Regions from separate parts of the Homo sapiens genome. Here region 2 is linked to region 1. Evidence: read pairs that join two places in POLR2A ChIA-PET (ENCODE). Cell type or tissue: A673. All regions are shown on one strand. Links, peaks and the distances in the headings refer to the core of each region. The heading gives the core; the rest is flanking DNA.

Region 1 (10,571 bases), core at 3,759-8,758:
GTTAACATCTATTATTTTTCATAAGTCAAATAGTTGCATATGATATAATTTTAATTTCTGGAAACAATATAATCACTTTAAAAAACTCTTCTTCTGTTAAATGTATTGATAGAATATATTAAAAATCAGAAATAATTCCAATCAGTTGAAGTTGATTCTTTTTAATTTCCTGTGATTACAAAGTATTAAATGTTATCTATCTACCTATCTATATCTATTTTTTTCCTATTAATTCATTTATCCAAGGGTGAATATTAAATACTGCCAGAAAGGGCCAAGGCTTGGGATCAATTCTATTCCTCTTAATTTTTACATATATGAGAAATCTTGTCCACAGATATATGTAAATGGGAATGAATTATGTTCTACAATGTCATTCAGTTCTTTGATTGTCTTCAGAGTTACATCCCAAAAATCAAATAGTGAGCTATTATCAAAAAGTATTTTCAAGCCTGGGCAACATGGCAAAACCCCATCTCTACTAAAAATACAAAAATTAGCTGGGTCTGGTAGTGCATGCCTGTAGTCCCAGCTACTCGGGAGGCTGAGGTGGGAGGATCACTTAAGCGTAGAAGATGGAGGTTGCAGTGAGCCAAGATTGTGCTACAGCACTCCAGCCTGGGTGACAGAGCAAGACCCTGTCTCAAAAAAAAAAAAAAAAGTATTTTCAATCATCTGTCACTTAACTCAATTTTGTTTATTTATTTATTTATTTATTTTGAGATGGAGTCTCACTCTGTTGCCCAGGCTAAAGTGCAGTGGCACGGTATTGTCTCACTGCAACCTCCACCTCCTGGGTTCAAGCAATTCTGCTTCAGCCCCCCGAGAAGCTGGGATTACAGGTGCTGCCACCACACCCGGCTAATTTTTGTATTTTTTAGTAGAGAGAGGGTTTCACCACGTTGGCCAGGCTGGTCTTGAACTCCTGACCTCAAGTGATCCGCCCACCTCGGCCTCCCAAAGTGCTGGGATTACAGGCATGAGCCACCGCACCTGGCCAACAACTCAATGTTGAAGAAAGCAGAATTGGAAACGACCTAACTTGCAGGTCATGACATTTTACATCAGTCATTCTTTTCTTGTTTCTGAATGTAAACCAAAAAGGCTTAACCAAGACTTACTAAATACACTCTCACTCTTTCACTTTAAGGCAATTTATTCCAGTATACTTAGAGTTGGGAAAATTGAAATACTAATTTCTAATATGACTTTGTCAATTTAATTTTTAATAAAATGTTTTAAATATTTATTTTCATGAAATTTTGGGCTGCAGATTTAACTAATTCAAGTCATAAAAACTTGCATTGCATTATACAGACCTCTCCCCACTTACTCCAACTTGACTTTTGTCTACACACGGCTGGTGGCAACAATTCACAGCCACTGCCAAAGACCAGCCTCTCTGGTTTCACGTGGGCAGGTCCATCCCTGATGCTGCACTCACCCTGGGGGCACTGAACTATGAAGCAGTGAAACCACCAAGGCTGCCTCTGAGAGCTGCCAAGTGCTACATCGGGTAAGCAAGCTGCCTTTCACTTGTCAATCTTTAATTAGTGGACAAGGGGCTCCCATGCAATTTGGGACACGGGCCTGCTCACAATGAGGTCTACTGATGGCACCCCTGGCTTCTGCAGTACATAACAAGTGCAGCCTTACACAGTGGCTCTACTCTTGGGGGGGATGAAGCATTTATCAGTGCTACACACTGTAGGTGTTCAGTGCAAGAAAAAACAAATTCTGTGATTCTTCATTAAGTGTACTGAACTTAATGTTAAAATGTATGTACTGGACTGTTAATAACTCATATCACATATAAAGGATACCCTCCTTCAATATCTAAAGAAGTCCTTAAATCAGTAAGAAAAACAACAGCCATTAGGAAAACAGGCAAAGGCTATAAACATACAGCTCACAGGAAAGGAAATTCCAATAGCTTAGGTACTGGAAATAATGCTAAACCCTTCTCATAAGGGAAACGCAAATTAAAACAAGGAGATTCTATTTTTCTGCTGTGAAACTGACAGAGATCCAAACACCTGAGTTGCACTGCTGAGGGTTTGGGGAAGGCCACTTCCCACGGGAGCTACTGGAGATAGCAAGGGCAGTGGGCTGTAGAACAGCTGAGCTACAGCTATCAAAATTATCCCCCTAGACACAGCAATTACACTTCTGTAAGTTTTTCTAGATAGACCCATACATGTGCAAAATGACATATATACAAATGTTTACTGAGGAACAATTTATAATAATAAAAAGGGGAACAACCCAAATACCTATCAACTGAAGACTGGTTAAATCCACGGCGGTATCTCTGCAGAGGATACTATCAGCCATCAACAGGAATGAGGCAGCCATACTTGTGAAATGGAAAGATCTTCAAAATACGTTGCTGGGGAGCCAGGGAGGAACACTAGGGTACTAAACAGTGTATACAGCTGGCTCCATTGTATGTGTGTAAATATATGCGTCTGCCTGAACATACCTGAAAGGACATTCAAGAATCTTAACACTAGTTCGGGGTAGGAAGGAGATCAACTTTTCACTATATACCCTTTTGTTCCTTTTAAGTCCTAAACCATGAAAATGTTTTACCTAGCTAGCTAGCAAAATGAAAAAAAAAATTACTTTATTAAAACATTTACAATGCAATTAAGAAAGCACAGGTTGTCTTTGAAGGATGGGGTCCTAAGAGAGTTCATTTCTAGCTTTATGACATTTTAACTAAAACATTTATTTTATGATAAGTGAATATTAAAGTATAAAAAAGGAATTTTTTATTATTATTATTTTAGAAATGGGGTCTTCCACTGCTACCCAGGCTGGAGTGCAGTGGTGCAATCATAGCCACTGCAGCCTCCAACTCCTGGGCTCAAGGGATCCTCCTGCCTCAGCCTCCTGAGTAGCTGGGACAATTAAAAAAACATTTTTTTGGCTGGGCACGGTGGCTCACGCTTGTAATCTTAGCACTTTGGGAGGCCGAGGCGGGTGGATCACGAGGTCAGGAGATTGAGACCATCCTCGCTAACATGGTGAAACCCCGTCTCTACCAAAAATATAAAAAAAATTAGCATGGCATGGTGGCGGGCGCCTGTAGTCCCAGCTACTCCGGAGGCTGAGGCAGGAGAATGGCGTGAACCCGGGAGGTGGAGCTTGCAATGAGCTAAGATCGCACCACTGCACTCCACCCTGGGCGACAGAGTGAGACTCCGTCAAAAAAAAGAAAAATTTTGTAGAGAGGGTCCCCTTATGTTGTCCATGTTGGTCTTAAACTTTTGAACTCAAGTGATCATCCTGTCTTGGCCTCCCAAAGTGCTGGGATGGCAGGTGTGAACGCCTGAGCCCAGCTCTTCTTTAATGAAAAATTTTAAAATGTCATCAGTAAGTGGGAAATTACTAAATGATGACATATACAATGGTAGGCACTGTGACTGTCACGGAGGATGTCTGAGATACATTAATGAATTTTTCAAAAGGCTGCAAAATGGTGTGTATAGCAGGATCCCATTTTCCCCAGACAAAATCAGCTCTGTGTGCTCACCTAGGTGCACATGGACACAGAAAAATGTCAGCAGGGCCGGGCGCGGTGGCTCACACCTGTAATCCCAGTACTTTTGGGAGGCCGAGACAGGAGGATCACCTGAGGTCAGGAGTTCGAGACCAGCCTGGCCAATATGGGGAAACCCCATCTCTACTAAAAATACAAAAAATTAGCTGGGTGTGGTGGCAGGTGCCTGTAATCCCAGCTACTCCAGAGGCTGAGGCAGGAGAATTGCTTGAACCCAGGAGGTGGAGGTTGCAGTGAGCCGAGATTGCGCCATTGCACTCCAGCCTGGGCAACAAGAGCGAAACTCCGTCTCAAAAAAAAAAAGAAAAAAAAAAAAAAGGAAAAAGGAAAAATGTCAGCAGGACACAGCACAACTGTCTACACACTCGGTTATCCCCCTAGGGAATAAAACCTCAGGGGCCACCAGTAGAAGGGATGACAGCTTTCCCTTTCTGCACTGTATACACAATCTATGTGTACTGTTTGAAAAAACCATGTACAAGCACTTTGTTTTAACTTTGACATGAAAACATTAAACACTTTTTTTTGTATAAGACCAGCTATGGGAGCTCACACCTGCAATCCTAGCACAGGAGGGTGAAGTGGGAGGACTGCTTGAGCCCAGGAGTTTGAGGCTACAGTGAGCTATGATCACACCACTGCACTCCAGCCTGGGTGACAAGGCGAGACCCCATCTCAAACAAACAAACAAACAAAACCACACATTTAAATATTGAACACTGAAGTTTCCAGAGAGCAGAACTGGCCAGCTGAAACTGACCACAGAGGGCCCTTGCACTTGTCTGCAGCATCAGCCTCCCTAGATCTCCGTCTCAGTCCCACTGAGAAATCAGCTCAGCCTTTCTCTCCTATTGTCTTTGCCCCATTTGGCAGTCCAAAGCCCAGTGTCACTGGCATGGCAGGCCCTATGGCTCTGCAGAGGGGCCGGGCTAGGCAGATGCCTGCTGTGTGCTTGCAGCACACCCCGTGGGCCTGGCCACTTTAGTACTCTCAGGTGGCCGTTTCCTTGTGTTTTTCACAAGCCGTAGACAGCATCTAGTATGTGACTGTTCTCTTACAAACAGGGGATTCTCTTCTTCCTGCCCAGCTGTGTTGCACAGTGAATCCTAGCTGACTGCCTTCTCTTAGTAGGCGAGAAAATGGTCACCGTCCTTCCTAAGCCCCCACCAACTTCTCTCCACCCCTTCCCCACCCAACCTAGCAGGCAGCACCTGGCAAAACTACAACATAGGTATTGGGAGGAACAAGCTCGGGGCTGGTCCACACTCGGTGCTAGAACTGTCACATTTTACAAAGGAAAGACCCAGGGCAGCTGTCAAAATAGCCTGGGACCTATTTCATTAAAATAGCAGAAACCAACAACTGAAAATAGTAGGTGGCTTTTGGCAAACATAGAACCCCAATCAATCAGACCTGAGCTAGCTGTAAGTGGACGGAGATGCTGAACTTGACTCCCTCTGCAGCTCACACCATTTACCCAGCTTCCTCAATATTTATAGCATGAATAGCCATGAAGTTTTCTGTGCTCTTGATGAAAGGAGGAAGCTGGTGACTTCTGAAAAATATTTTGCCACTGTCTCATAGCAACAGATGTTCCAGTTAAATATTTGGGAGTTGTGAACTGAACATCTTCTGTACTGATACGGTGTGATGTTAGTCAGTGACTCCAGACAGTTAGCAGGAGGCTGCCAACTCTAAGCTTTTTGGCAGTGGGGCTGCAACAGGTCCCCAGGGTTTTCTCTGAGTCCCCCCTCTGGTTTCAAGCTCACAATGGGTGATGGAATAAGTGTCAAGGGTCTGTGCACTCCTGCCCCCTCTTCTAGCCCTGAATCTGGAAGAAAAAGTTAGAAATACAGAAAGAGGCTGGAAGAACGTTTACCTTTCTGGTGCTTCATTCTTTTCCCACAAAACTTTCCAACAATAGAGTAGGTATGACTGCTATGCAACCAGCAATTCATTACAGAAGTTTTTCTTTTCTTTTTTTTGAGACAGGGTCTTGCTCTGTCGCCCAGGCTGGAGTGCAGTGGCGCAAACACCGCTCACTGCAGCCTCAGCCTCAACCTCCCTAGCTCAAGTGATCCTCCCACCTCAGCCTCCTGAATAGCTGGGACCCCAGGTGCACACCACCACGCCTAGCTAATTTAAAAAAACTTTTTGTACAGAGGGTCTTACTATGTTGCCCAGGCTGACCTTCAACTCCTGGGCTCAAGTGATCTACTTGCCTCAGCCTCCCAAAGTGTTGGGATTACAGGCATTAGCCACTGCCCAACTGGGAAGTTTTCTTTTTTTTTTTTTTTTTGACAGGGTCTCACTCCATCACCCAGGCTGCAGTGCAATGGCTCAATCTCGGCTCACTGCAACCTCCGCCTCTCAGGTTCCAGTGATTCTCCTGCCTCAGCCTCCCGAGTAGCTGGGATTACAGGCACTCATCACGCCTGGCTAATTTTTGTATTTTCAGGAGAGACAGGGTTTCACCATGTTGGCCAGGCTGGTCTCGAACTCCTGACCTCAGATGATCTGCCTGTCTGCGCCTCCCAAAGTGCTGGAATTACAGGTAACTTTCACTTTTAAAAGTATACACTACTAATGTAAGTGAGTGTTTCCTAAATCATTTCAAACTCTATTTGGAAATGGAATGACACTGGTTTATTGTAATTTACCAACTCTAACTGGAACAATATGGTATAAAGCCAGTGAGGATGGATCATCTCCAGTTCACAGACAATTCTGCCTCTTTTACTGGAGAACGACTTAAAAACTATTTAGCTAAACAATATAGAATGTTTATACATTCTGGATACTTCTCCATTCTCCATAATATGTTATTTTAACAAATAAGCATATTCATTTAAACAAGTCACAATTCTTAACTCAAAATGGTGTCAACTTGCTAAAATTCCTATTAAAGACATATCATGTTAGTACAACCTGTTGAAAACTTAAAACATTCTGAATCAAAAATAGGGTTGCAAGTCAGATGAAGCAAAGATGCAAGAAGCAATTTCGGGGACAGTTTTTATGTGCCAAAGGTCATTTCTAACATTTTTGAAGGCTTACAGGGACAATTAGATAACTAAATGGGCACCATAGGTCTGTCTTAATTTGTCTTAATCTTCGTGATCCCATTTGTCAACAGCTAGAAAGACCTTACACTCTCCCAATGTTCAATTCAAATAAACCAAAGAAAACTCACAATTGCTAAAGTGGCAGCTGTGAGAAACTAGCTTCTCACCACTTCAATAGTTTGTGATGCACTCATGTCATAAAGATCAGTTCATGGCTTCGACTCTCTCTTGAGACCTGGCCAGGTCCTGGCTGCACTGCGTTGACTGCTGGTGGGTGAGGCCTCCTCGGGGCACCCATCCAGACTGGGTTGGGTCCCTCAGTTGCTGCCAGGCCTGGGGCAGACTGGGCCGGGGCCAGACAGCCATGACCTGCTGAAAACCTTCTCCATGAAAGCTGCCTTTTCCGTGACCACACCTTTGAGACAACTGATATCTTTTTTTTGACAGAGTTAAGGCATGCAAAAGCATATGAAAAATAATATGAATCTCTACACACCTACTACCCATTTAAGAAATAAAACCGGCCACTGGTACATGAAGCCCTGTGTAACAAGTGTGAGTGTGAACTTACTCAACTATGTAGAATTATATACTTTTTTCCTATTTTATCTCAAAAAGCAGTAATGGGTGTGGCATGAGTTTCGGCTAACCACCCTTCCCCTGGGAAACAGTGCAGCGTGCGCTGAGTTGCATTTTAATGTCCTGCCTTCCGGCTCCTCTATGCGTGAGTCCTGGCGTGATATGTGTGCAGGTTTCTCTGTTTTACGCTGACAATTTACGTCAGTGTAGAATAGAAGGGCCAAATTCAGAGCTGTTCTTACATTTCCTATAAAGTAGTTCTTAAAGCCCTGAGTCTCTCATAAAATAAGCATTCAGTTGCTACGTTTCTTTGAAAAGTTTAATTTCAGGCAAAAGTGCAGCAAAAACTACGCTCTCAGACACTGCTGGTGGCATTAATCCAATTGGAAGTGTGTAAAAAGGGCTTAAATCTCTTCACTCTTTGACCCAGTAATTTTGCTTTTTGAGAATCTATTCTGAAATCAAAGTGAGAAACAGACAAATTTAAGTGAATCAAGATGTTCAATATTCCTTTTAAGAGCAAAAAGCTGAAAAGAAACAGCTTCCTGATTATTGGCCATTATAAAGTTGCATAAAGAATTAATTACACATTATGGAGCTATTAAAAATTATGGATTTTAGAAACTAAATGTGAAATATGGTTTATAATATAATGTTCAATGGAAAAAGATATAAATGATACCATGATTACAATAATGAGAGTCAGCAAAAAGAAACAAAGGTGAAAAAAATACCTCAGTGCTGACAATAATTACACTAAGATGATGAACATACAGAATTTTTTTTTAACTCTAGTTTTAAACTTTTAAGAGTGTGGTTATATTAGTTTTTGCTAAAAAAAAAAAGCAAAGTTTAAAAAGCAAAGCAAAGTACAAATTAAAAATAAATACGAATCACTCAGGATGGTGGGGAGAGCTCCCTTTTAAATATATTAAAAGCATATATTCCCCTTTATGAGACAATGTCAGCTGTGTCACCTGCTGTGCTTCCTTTTTTGGATTTAGTTGCCAGAAACCCAGAGCTAAAATTAATTCTCAGCCACAGCTGAGCTCACAGTTGACTCTGTGTTGTAAACTGCTACATTTATGCCTGTCTTTTACTGTTGTTTCATATCCTTCTTTGAAGAAGGTATATATTTTACATATGTAAAACTTTAAGATCTTTTTTATCTATAAAAATTCACAGATATGCTTGTAACTGTTTCCCAATCTCAGGAAGGACTCCTGCGAGGGAGGCAGGCAGGGAGGGAGGTGGGTTTTCACTGTATGGCCTTTCCAGCTACGCACCATGTGCACACACTGCCTATCAAAGAAGAGGTGTGATTTCTAAAAGGTGTATTAGTTGGAAATACATGAATTGTGTCTGGTAAAGCTTACTGAGACTACGGTAGACTCAGCCAACTATAATTCAGACTCAAGAAATCTTAGCTGTCCGCTCGCTCAGATTCTCACCAAAAATCCACTGAACCTCAAGGAGAAGACTGGGCAGAATTCTACAACAAGTGGGGGAGATAGGGCCATTTCTTCTCGCAGATTCTTACAGGGGTCTGTGACCCCAAGATGCTTGGGGGGGGTCCTTCATTTCAGATAGTAAAATGAAGACCCCCAGAGAAGGGAACTGATGCTGCCAGCGGGCACAGAGCTAGGGTCAGCTGCTCAGTTTCCCTCTCCCGGTGCGGTGCTCTTTCTTCCTGGCTATGTTAACTCTGTGACCTGGGAATGTGGTCCAGAAAGAAGCTGTGGCTGCTGAGTCTATACCTACTTAGTAAGTGAGTTACTCAATGCTGATCTGTATAAAGTAGGATCGTCCTTTTTCCTTTCTCACAATACAGAATATTAATGTTATCCAAGTCAGGTCTTTATTACAGTACTCAGAGAGCAGTCCCTCTGAATTGACAAGGATGACACTGGGCAAGAGGAGCTCTCAGACACCCCCCGTGGGCATGCAAATGGATTCAGCTCTTCTGGAGGCCAATCTGCAATCTCTATGTGTGAGCATTTCTGCAGAACAGATTCCTTGAACTGGAACTCTTGGATGGAAATTATTGATTTGCTCAATCTACTAAGTAGTTCTCTGAACAGCTGTTATTTTCCCAAACACCTTCACCAACACTAGGTCTTAGCAGCTTCTGAAATACTGGCCAATCTGGTGGGAGAATATTTTGTTTTAATTCCCTCTTGCCTCTAGTTAGTAGTAAATTTTGTCCCCAGGTATTTATAGCTTTTATTACAGTTGTGAATAGGATGTGTTCCCCAGTGATTATTGCTTTTAATGTGATTCATCTGTTCCAGTTTGCCTGGGACCCTGGCAGTTTTAGCACTCAAAGTCTAGTGTCCTGGGGAACACCTCCCAGTTCCAGGCAAATCAGAAAGATTGGTAACCTGATCGCAAAACTATTAATTTCTGAATATTTTATCTTGTGTCTGGCTCCCTTACTGAAGTCTTGTAAGTGCTAGTCATTTTTCAGCTGATAGCCTATCTGGAAACTCCAAGAGAATCATTTCATCAACAAATAACACTTTTGTCTTTTCCTTTACATGATTTGCATTTTTTCTTTCTCTGGTTTTTGTGCACTGGCTAAAGCCTTCAGAACATGGAATAATTGTAGAGACAATGGACATCTGTTTCTTATACCTAATTCTGCTGGAAATGCTTCTGTTTCACCAGGGAGTGTAATGTTGCTATGGGTTTCTGGTAGATAATCTGTAAATAAAGGAAGTTTCTTTCTACTTCCAGCTTACATAGAAGTTTTTTTGTCCTCTACAAATCAGGAACACATCCAAAACTTTATCTTTTTTTTTTTTTTTTTGAGATAGAATTTCACTCTTGTTGCCCAGGCTGGAGTGCAATGGTGCGATCTTGGTTCACCCCAACCTCCGCCTGCTGGGTTCAAGTGATTCTCCTGCCTCAGCCTCCCGAGTAGCTGGGATTACAGGCATGTGCCACCACACTGGGCTAATTTTGTATTTTTAGTAGAGATGGGGTTTCTCCATGTTGGTCAGGCTGGTCTCAAACTCCCGACCTCAGGTGATCCGCCCGCCTTGGCCTCCCAAAGTGCTGGGATTACAGGCGTTAGCTACTGCTCCTGGCTTCCAAAACTTTAATCTTTTTTAAAAAATTGTTTCCTGCTGGGAGTCAGAAAAAAAACCCACTTTTTTGGGTCATCTATTAAGATGTTGTCTTTAATCTATTAGTAGACTTCTTAATGTTGAACCATCCTTGCATTCCTGGGATGTTGCTAGTATTTCTCAAACACTTATTTTGTACTAGACATTCTAAGTGTTTATTTAATCCTTACATCTCACTAAGAGGTAGACAGTCCCACTTGTGATGAGGAAATTAAGTCACAAGTAAGTTAAATA
Region 2 (10,571 bases), core at 2,094-7,093, 290 kb before region 1:
CAGAGATAGTGAATAAATAAAAGTTACTGAGGCATTTTTTTGTAAAGGGTGTGTATGTTAGATATCTATTGCTACATAACAAATTAAGCTGGGCACAGTGGCTCACGCCTGTAATCTCAGCACTTTGGGAGGCGGAGGCAGGAGGATCACTTGAGCTCAGGAGTTTGAGACCAGCCTGGCCAACATAGTGAGACTTCTTCTCTACTAAAATACAAAAAAAAAAAGAAAAGTAGCTTAATGTGGTGGTGCACGCCTATAGTCCCAGCTACTCCAGGGGCTGAGGCAGGAACGATCACTTGAGCCTGGGAAGTTGAGGCTGAGTGAGCCATGATCATGCCATTGCACTCCAGCCTGGGCAACAGAGCAAGACCCTGTCTCAAAAAACAAAAACAAAGTAAAACTTAAGAGTCACTTAAAACAACAAAGATTTACTATTTCAGTTTCTGTGTGTCAGGAATTCAGGAATGGCTTAGCTGGGTGATTCTGGCTCAGTGTTTTGTGAAGTTTTAGTCAATATATTGGCCAGGGCTGCAGTCATCTGAAGGCTTGACCTGAGCTGGAGAACTTGCCTCTGAGATGGCTCACTTCATCTGGCTGTTGGCAGGAGGCCTCAGTTTCTTACTTACTATATAGGCTTCTTCTCCATAGGAGTGCTTAAGTATCCTCCTGACAAGGCAGCCAGCTTCTTTCAGAGAGGATGATCCAAGATATATAGAGAGAAGCTACCATGTATGGAAGTTACATTCCGTTATTCTGCTGTATTCTGTTGATCACATGGACACAGTGTGGGAGGGGACTGCATAAGAACCTGAATACCAAGAGGGTGGGGGCCATTAGGGGCCTTCATGGAGGCTGGATAACCCAGAGAGCAGGAAATTTGAGGGTAGCTGGAGAGGAAAGTGGGACCCTAGCAAGTTTTTTTGTTTTTAATTGATGGAAACAATAACATATTTGTTTGTTGCACCAGTAACGATCCAGTATAGAAGGGAAAATTATTGATGCAGAATGGAGAGTAGAGAATTGTTGGAGAGTTATTACCTTGGCGAGAGGGGATATGATGTGGAGCATAAGTAAAGGAATGGGGACTCGGCTTTGCACAGGATGAGGGTAGTCCACTTAGAGTGGCAGGAGGGAAGACAGTATGTGTGTCAAAAGATGCTACGAGGTGCTGAGATGGGATGGTGGGAGGTTTGTGGATGTTCTCTTCTGGTTACTTCAGTTTTCTCAGTGAAATGGAAAGCAGGGTCATTGAGAATGAGGATGAGAGAAGAGGTATCAGGTTTCAGGAGGGAAGAAGAGAAGTTATAGTCACCAAGGACAGTGGGAGAGTGAGTGGACCAAGGAAATGCGTGGTTTTGGGGGGAGCATTAATGACCCACACAAGATTCAGGGTCATGAATTTAAGGCAAGATCAGTCAGTATAGTTTTCTGTGTTTTACTCTAGCCACATTCAGCTATACAAATGCAGGTGGGGAGGCAGTGAAGAGGTAGATTTAACCAGTGTGTGGTCTGTCCAAATGAGTACAAAGAGAGAAAAGGCAAGGGATTGAAGGGCAAATTATTACAATGTTTGATCTTAGAATTTAACCTGCTTAAGAAGGAAGTTTAGAGCATAGGGGTGAGGAATGAGGGAAAGTAAATATAACTTAAGATCAATGGATGGTAGGGCCTGATGGGGTTGAAAGATTACTGGAGTCAAATATTAGAGGGAATGAACTAGAAAGATAGGTGGAGGCTGTTAAAGGATGTCTGAGATCAGGTGGAGGACAAGATCATTAGGTAGAGGAGCTCACAGACAGGAGAGGCCACAATATTGGAAGGGTCAGGCATACATATGTTAAAATCACCAAGAATTGAGAGAGAAGAGTGACAGTAAACCGGCAACTAGAATTCTTGAGACAGGAGAACGGGTAACTTGGGGAGCAACAGATGGCAGCGATAAGGAGACAGTTGGTATATGGTAGTTGGACCTCTGGTTCCAGGCTGGGAAGAGGAGGGAGGGGTGGGGAGGAAGCATCAGTGAGGAGCAAGAAGGACCTCCTCCCAGTTCCAGGTTCAGCAACCTGATAACTGTGACAGAAAGAACAATGAGGACCAACATTGATCCTGAGGAGATTCAGGTTTAGTCTGGAGCAAAAAGGTGGAGGGGGGCCTTCAGAGATGTTAAAGATCTAGGGAACCGTTACTTCTGGAGGTTACACCGGAAGCCTCTCAAGAGGTGGGGAGGGGTGGGCAGTAGGCATAGAAGATGGGGACAGAAGAGGCATAGCCTTCTGGGAGATGGGCAGTGGGAGCCTCTGGCTTCTGTACTGATTTATGTCAGTGAGGACACAAGATAAAATGATGTTAGCCCTGGTTCTGATAGGTGCTCAAATAGGGTGGTGAGGCTTTGGATGCTGGAGAGTAAGGAGAGTGGAGCTACCTTTTGACTCTTGCAGACAGAAATACCCAGAAATAGGTCTCAGATCGTTGAGACTGGAACAGATTCTACCTAGCTTGTAGCAAGAGAAGACTGAAGCCAGCCTTTCTTACCAGGGTAATGAAAAGGAGAAATGGCTGGGAAAACGGAAGACAAATGTTACTACTTGAATTTGGTGTGCTGGTAAACTGGCTCTCAAAAAACCCCCCAAACACAAATTTCTGTGCTATAAGTACTCCCACCTTGCCAGTTTCAGGCTATCAGAGGTTTCATCAACCAGCTTGTAAGATTCCTGAATATTGGACAGCTTGGCTCTCGATAGTCCTTGATATGAACTCTCTAGCATACCACACACTTTAGAGCAGACTCTATTTTCCTTAAAATATTTGTGTACCGTTTGAATGCTTTAGAGCAGGGGTCTGCAATCCCCGGGCCACAGACCATTACAGACGCAGCCTGTTAGGAAGGTGAGTGGTGGTTGAGTGAGCATTACAACCTGAGCTCTGCCTTCTGCCAGATTAGCAGTGGCATTAGATTCTCATAGAAGCTCGAACCCTATTGTGAACTGTGCGTGCGAGGTATCCAGGTTGTGTGCTCCTTAGGAGAATATAATGCCTGATGATCTGAGGTGGGACAGTTTCATCCTGAAAACCATCCCCACACCCCACCCCCATTTGTGGAAAAATTGTCTTCCGTGTAACCGTCCCTGGTGCCAAAAAGATTGGGGACTGCTGCTTTGGAGTTCTACTAGTAATCCTCAGTTTTGCTTCTTTGTGACTCTTAACCTTATGGAACCTCAGTTTCTTTGTAAACAGAGGGTATTAGCACCTGTTCCTTGGGTTGTTGTTGTAAGGATTAGAGAATAAGTAGAACAAAAGTTCCTGGAATGGTGGATACTATTGATATTATTATTGCCATCACCTTAATGTAAAGCTTTATTACAAAGGAACTCAGTTACCAGAGGATAATACCTGTATTTTCATATGCAAAGGCTGGAGTAGAGATTGGAGTTAACTTTTTAGAGAGCAATTGGGTAACACATATCACACATCTAAGAGCATGGGTTTGATCTAGTAATTTTACTTCTGGGACCTTTTCCAAAGAAAATAACTAAGAATATGTGGGAAAATGAAGCAAGAAGATACTTGTTTGCAGTACTGTTTGTAAGAGAGGAAAGGTGGAATCTACCTAAATGTCTAACTATTGTGCAACAAAAGACTTTACCTTACTAGAAACAAACGGATAGAATGTAATTGATTATGTGGAATAATGGTTCATTGTAGTATAAAATAGGTTACAAAATAGTAGGTACTGAATGATCCAATTGTATTAAAAGTGCAAAGAATATGATCTGAAGAACAAAAATAAGTGATTGTATTAACAATTAATAGTGATAGCCTCAGACAAAATTAAAAAAAAATTTTTGGGGTACATAGTAGGTGGATATATTTATGGAGTAGGTGAGATTTTTTTTTTTTTTTTTGAGATGGAGTCTCGCTCTGTCACCCAGGCTGGAGTGCAGTGGCGCGATCTCGGCTCACTGCAAGCTCCGCCACCCGAGTTCACGTCATTCCCCTGCCTCAGCCTCCTGAGTAGCTGGGACTACAGGCACCGGCCATGATGCCTGGCTAATTTTTTGTATTTTTTTAGTAGAGACGGGGTTTCACCGTGTTAGCCAGGATGGTCTCGATCTCCTGACCTTGTGATCTGCCCGCCTCAGCCTCCCAAAGTGCTGGGATTACAGGCATGAGCCACCACGCCCGGCCGTAGGTGAGATATTTTGATACAGGCATGCAATGTGATAATCACATTAGGGTATGGGGGTAGCCGTCACCTCAACACATTTCTTTGTGTTACAAATGCATTTATTTGTGTTATAAACACATTTCTGTGTGTTACAAACATTCCCAGGTAAGTCTTTAACTTTTCTTTTAGATTGCTTCTATTTTCTGAGATTATAATGAATGTGACTTGCTTTTGTAATAAGAAAACAAGAGACTGTGTGTGTGTGTGTGTGTGTGTGTGTGTGTGTGTGTGTGTGTGTAGTGCTGTGGAGTAGAAAACCCTAAAGGTGGAGACATACATTTAGCTTTCTTATTAGTCATGAATGACTGTGTAACTGTCTCTTCCATTCTGTTGTCAAAACCCACACCCAGTCCCATGACTGTAAGGGTACTTGAAGGGCAAGGGAGGCATAGAACCAAGCTCATTCAATGCCTTAGGAGCCTGGCAGCAACTCAAGAACTATGGTTTTGTTGATTCCCATAACATTGAGTCTCTTTAGGGATCTCAATAATTTTTAGCTAGGAGAGAATCAAACTGGAATTGAGATGGAAAATGTCTGTTGAAGGCCACTCAAAAGAAAAACGTGTAAGATACAAGGGAAATTTAGCAGTTACAGGTCTTTCTAAAAAAACGAACTGCTATTTTTTTTAAAGTCTTTCTGTGAATATTGGTGACTTAGCACAATGCATTTTCAAAAAAACAGGACCTTGTGATTGTCACAAGTTCCTCAAGAAATTAGAAACCAGGAAATTTACTCTTCTGTAAAACAGTCTGTGAGTCACAGTTAAACAAGCATAGTAATGAAGCTGTCAGATTCGGTGCTATTCTTGCATCAGATGACTTCCTAGATAATTGAAATATTTTCTGAAATTTGTTTACCTTGAGCTAAGTAGAAAGCAAGTTGTATGTCCTTAACACAATTATGTTTTATTCCATTGTTCAGCAGGTATAAGAGTAAGTCAGCTGTTTAATTATGTGTATAATACTAATAAAAGGGAGCACTAACACTGTTAATTTAAAAATCTGGCCCCGTGCGATGGCTCACACCTGTAATCCCAGCACATTGGGAGGCTGAGGTGGGCGGATCACTTGAGGCCAGGAGTTTGAGAGCAGCCTGGCCAACATGGCGAAACCCGGTCTCTACCAAAAGTATAAAAATTAGCTGGGCATGGTGGTGCATGCTTGTAATCCCAGCTACTCGGGAGGCTGAGGCAGAAGAATCACTTGAACCTGGGAGGTGGAGGTTGCAGTGAGCCAAGATCGTGCTACCGCATTCCAGCCTGGGCGACAGAGTAAGACCCTGTCTCAAAAAAAAAAAAAAATCAGATAATTAAAGAGAGAAAATAATTTACTGGTTTTAGGAAAGTGAGCAGCTTTAGAAACAAGGTAGACCAGGAGAATAGCCCTGAGTTAAGTTATCAGACACCTTCTCCTTTTCCTTTTTCTTTGTTTCTTTTCTATTCTTCTTCCCTGTCCTCTTTATCTCTCTTTTTTCTTCTGTCTTTATTCTTTTCCTTCTTTGTACAAAGAGAGAACTTAATGTGCCAGACAGTTGTTTTAGGCACTGGGTTGTATGTCAATAAACAAAAGTGACAAAACCTCTGCTTGCATAGACTGTACATTCTAGTACTTACAGATAATATATAAGTAAATGTATATAAAATACTCTGTGGTGTTAAGTGCTATGAAGAAAAATAAAGGGGGGGCAAGGGATAGAGTATAATTGGGCAGGGGTGGGTGGACAGAGAGGAGAGGGTTCACTTCAATTCCATTTTTCAATTTTGTTTAAAAACTGAAGGCCTCTCAATAGAGGTGACATTTGAGCAGAGATCTGAGTGATATGAGGGAGTAAGCCAGGCAGAAGAAGAAGCAAGCACAAAGGCCTGCAGTGGGAAGATGCCTAGGTGGACCAAGAACATGAAGGAGGCCAGTGTGGCTAGGGGAGGTGGCGGTGAACGAGGGAGGCCAAGCAGCAGGGAGCTAGGTCGTGTAGGGCCCCATTGGGTACAGTAAGCTCTCATCTGAGTGAATCTGGAAACCTTTGGAGAAGTTTATTACAGCAGCTAGTAGTACTCTAATACAGATATTCATATTTATTTGTGTACCATTACGTATTTAATTCCTTTGTACCTAGGAGTAATTCAAGTAGCAGATAATATGACTGTGTTATTAAATACAGGTTTCATTTCAATAATCAGTAATGCATGTGGTAATTTTTTTAAAACCACGTTTCTGAGATTTTCTCTTATTGCTGGCCTGCTTGGATAAGTAATTTTGTCCTCCTAGAATCTGCTAGCAAATAAGTAAGGTGAAAAGAATTTCTTTATTTTATTTTAATTTTTTATTTTTTTGAGACAGAGTCTTGCTCTGTTACCAGGCTGGAGGGCAGTGGCGGGATCTCAGCTCACTGCGACCTCCGCCTGCCGGGTTCAAGCGATTCCCCTGCCTCAGCCTCCTGAGTAGCTGGGACTACAGGTGCGTGCCACCACACCTGGCTAATTTTTTTTTATTTTAGTAGAGACAGGGTTTCACCATGTTGACCATTTCCTGACCTCATGGTCCGCCCACCTCGGCCTCCCAAAGTGCTGGGATTACAGGCGTGAGCCACCATGCCCAGCCTTTTATTTTAAAATTATGATAAAAAATTGATCATCTTAGTCATTTAAGTTTATAGTTCGGTTGTGTTAAATATATTGTTGTGAAACATATCTCCAGAACCTTTTCATTTTGCAAAACTGAAACTCTACCCATTATATAACAACTCCCCTTTTCCTTTTCCCCAACAGCCACCATTCTCCTTTCAGTCTCTATGCATTTGACCAGTTACTCATAGAAGTGGAATTACCAGTATCTATCCTTTTGTGACTGCTTATTTCGTTTAGCATAATGTCCTCAAGGTTCAACCATGCTATAGTGTGTTAGAGCTTCTTTCTTTTTGAAGGCTGGATCATATTTTATTGTGTATAAACATCACATTTTGTTTATCCATCTGTTTGGTGGACAACTGGTTGCTTCTACCTGTTGGCCATTGTGAAGAATGCTGCTATGAACTTAAGTGTGCACCCACTAGAGAGTTCTCAACAGATTGACAGGATGTGATCTGATTTATGTCCAAAAACGTTCACTCTGACCCTTCCCTTCCCTCACTAAGTGAGACTTGGTGTTTTTTTCTGCCATGTTTCTAATGCTCACAAACAGTGTCTTGCACCTAGTGGTCATGCAGAGATATTTGAAGAAATAAATGACAGAACTAAACACAGTGAGGCAAACTCCGGAGGCCATCATGTCAACTCAGATATATATTAGGATATATTAGGGCAGTGGGCCTTTTCTATTTGCAGATCATAGATCTCACTGAAAATTTGATGAAAAATACAGAACTTTCCTCTGGAAAAAAACAGTTTTTATCTCCTTGACTCTCTCAATACAGAATACTTCTGTGACTTCTGCTCACCAAGAAGTGTGTGGGGATTTCTCCCTACCAGCAGCCAGTTCTCTGGTGGATTCTTTAGTGGACACCAGCTGCGTGTCCTCTAATTCAGTTCCGTTCTGATGCTCTCTTGCTGGAGAGAGCACAGGGTGAGAGTGCTCAGCCTCACACGACTGACCCCCACTTTGAGCACCAATCGCAAGTAATAGGTTCTCACCTATGCTTCTGACCCATCTGTTCTAAATTGGGGTTCCCCCTACTCGATACACTGATTTGACTGATTTGCTAGAGTGGCTCTCAGAACTCAGGGAAACAGGTTTACTGGTTTATTATAAAGAATACTACAAAGGGTACTGGTGACGAGATGAAGAGAAGCATGGGAAAGGCACATGGGAAGGAGTGTGGAGCTCCTGTGCCCAGTACAGGCTCACCACCCGCCAGGAGCCCCCACATGTTCAGCTCTCTGGAAGCTCCCCAAACCCAGTCCCTTTGGGTTTTTAGGGAAGCTTCGTTATGTTGGAATGACTGCATAAATCATTGACTACTGGTGATAGGCCAGGCGCTGTGGCTCATGCCTGTAATCCCAGTGTTTTGGGAGGCCAAGGCAGGCAGATCACAAGGTCAGGAGTTCAAGACCAGCCTGGCCAATATGGTGAAAATCTGTCTCTACTAAAAATACAAAAATTAGCCAGGCGTGGTGTCGGGCACCTGTAGTCCCAGCTACTCGGGAGGCTGAGGCAGTAGAATTGCTTGAACCCAGGAGGCGGAGGTTGCAGTGAGCCGAGATTGCACCACTGCACTGCAGCCTGGGGAATAGAGTGAGACTCCATCTCAAAAAAAAAAAAAAAAAATTGGCTACTGGTGATCAGCTCAGACGTCAGCCTCTCTCCCCTCTTTGGAGTTGGTGCTGAAAGTCCCAGTCCTCTAATCATGCCTTCATCTTTCTAGTGACCAGCCCCATCCTGAAGCTACCTAGGGGTGGCCCAGCCTTCAATCATTAATATACAAAAAGACACCCATCACTTTGGACATTCCAAGGATTCTAGGAGTTGTATGCCAGGAGATAGGGATGAAGACCAAATATGTATTTCAAAATATCACATTTCCCCAGAAAAGCAAACACAGTTACAGACGGTTCAAGTTAAGATTTTTCGACTTTATGATGGTGTAGAAGTGATAAACATTTAGTAACTATAGTTTGAGTACCCATACAACCATATTGTATTCAATAAATTGTTCAGTTATTCAGTTGTATTCAATAAAATGTTCAACACTTTATCATAAAATAGGCTTTGTGTTAGATGATTTTGCCCAACCATGGGCTAACTTAAGTGTTATGAACCTGTTTAAGGTAGGCTAGGCTAAGCTATGATGTTTTGTAGGTTATGTGTATTAGATGCATTTTCACTATATGGTATTTTCAATGAGCTTATCAGGATGTAACTCCATCATAAGTCAAGCAGCATCTGTATACTAAAATGTTTACCTACAAATCAATGGGTTCTTCACCTGATGTCCATAGAAGGACTTCATACATAACTAGGCCGTTGACCATTCTTATGGGTGGATTGGAGTATTCATCCTACAGCGATATTAGAGCTATAGATCCAATCCCTGAGCAGGCAGTGTTTCTTCCTACAAATTGTAATCTGCACAGCCTTCACAATTTTCATCAGCCTTGTTTCACAGTAGGAAAGGTTTGCCCCAGCCTTACACAGTAGACCTGATTGCATGTCTCCTATATCTGGGTTGCAGCCTCCTGGCTGCTTCTGGATAGAGAATCAGGGAGACCATGGCTTCAGCCCTTTTATTATACTGCAGCATTTTTCTGTTCTGTTTCTGCGCCACAGAGTTACTGATTTCTTTAAAGTGGCTATATCTCAAAAACACTTAAAAATTCATATCTGTCATTTTTCTGGATTGTGTTTAGTGTGGGATGACAATCTCAAAGGGTGAACTCCCAGCACCCTGGGACTGAGCAGCCTCTCCTTGCTGGCTACTCACTAAGCCAGTATATGAATTGATAGAATAAAAATTAAAAATGAACATCAAGCATTTGGGATCATTGCTTGGAAAAGATTTCTTGTGCCAAAAGGCTCAAGTGAAACCTTTTGAGTATGCATTTCAGAGTTCTGAAGCAGAATGAAACTACAACTGATCTGTTTTTTACTACCATTTCCTTCCTAAATAGAGAAAGGAAGGGATTTTTATCTGATCTCTTATGTTGCTGTCTGTTAGGATGCCTTCAACTACAAGCAACAAAAAGTAACTCAGCCCTTTATGTGTATGTGTGTGTGTATATGTCTATATATGTCTATGTATTTATGTAAACGTTATATGTGCACACGTGCAGACATGCGCACACACTGTGAAAGGGCCTGGAAGCAGTGGCACCCCTAGTCACCCAAGTGAGCACAACTAGTCACCCACGTCTTTGTTTCTAAATAGCCTTCCCCACTACCAGTAACCAGGGCTCCCCAGAGAAGTAGCTGATTCCAGGGTTGGGGCAGGGGAAGGACAAGATGAGGCCAAATCATCTTGTTGTGCCAGGTATAAGGAAGCATACAAAGCCTGATAAGGTGGTGCAGCCATGCCATGGAGTACCATCTGCAATAAAAAGGAACAAAATACTGATATAGCCACATGGAGGAACCTCGAAAACAGGCACTGTGAAAAAATCCAGAGACAAAGGCCACGTTGTGGGATTTCATTTATATAAAATGTCCAGAAATGGCAAAACTGTAGAGACGGAAAGTACGTGAGTGATTTCATGGAGCTGGGGGTCAGAAGAGGAGTGCCTGCAAATGGGCATGAATTTTCTTTCATCTGGAGTGATAAAAAATTCAAATTCTAAAATTATGTGGTGGTGGTGATGGTTGCATATTTTTATAAATTCACTGAAAATCATTAAATAATTGTACATTTTGAATCAGCAAA

The links. ChIA-PET counts read pairs that join two places held together with the same protein. Peaks named below come from ENCODE experiments on the same cell type or tissue, not always from the same donor. Only the 100,000 strongest peaks of a DNase experiment are listed, where the experiment ranks them.
Region 2: POLR2A ChIA-PET joins it to region 1 with 7 read pairs; 2 of 35 experiments call an interaction of 5 or more read pairs at or near these places.

Annotation. Positions count from the first base shown.
Region 1 is chr18:12,312,447-12,323,017 of GRCh38, reverse strand. All of the region lies in intron 3 of TUBB6 (tubulin beta 6 class V), which reads right to left. Among named protein-coding and RNA genes, the nearest start is that of TUBB6, 9.5 kb to the right of the region's middle. RefSeq lists enhancers at 4,365-4,434, 3,974-4,474. In A673, for the core only: no CTCF peak of the experiment used is centred there; no DNase peak of the experiment used is centred there; H3K4me3 peaks cover 644 bases; H3K27ac peaks cover 1,754 bases.
Region 2 is chr18:12,601,489-12,612,059 of GRCh38, reverse strand. All of the region lies in intron 2 of SPIRE1 (spire type actin nucleation factor 1), which reads left to right. Among named protein-coding and RNA genes, the nearest start is that of SPIRE1, 51 kb to the left of the region's middle. In A673, for the core only: no CTCF peak of the experiment used is centred there; a DNase peak (open chromatin) is centred at 4,969; H3K27ac peaks cover 1,633 bases.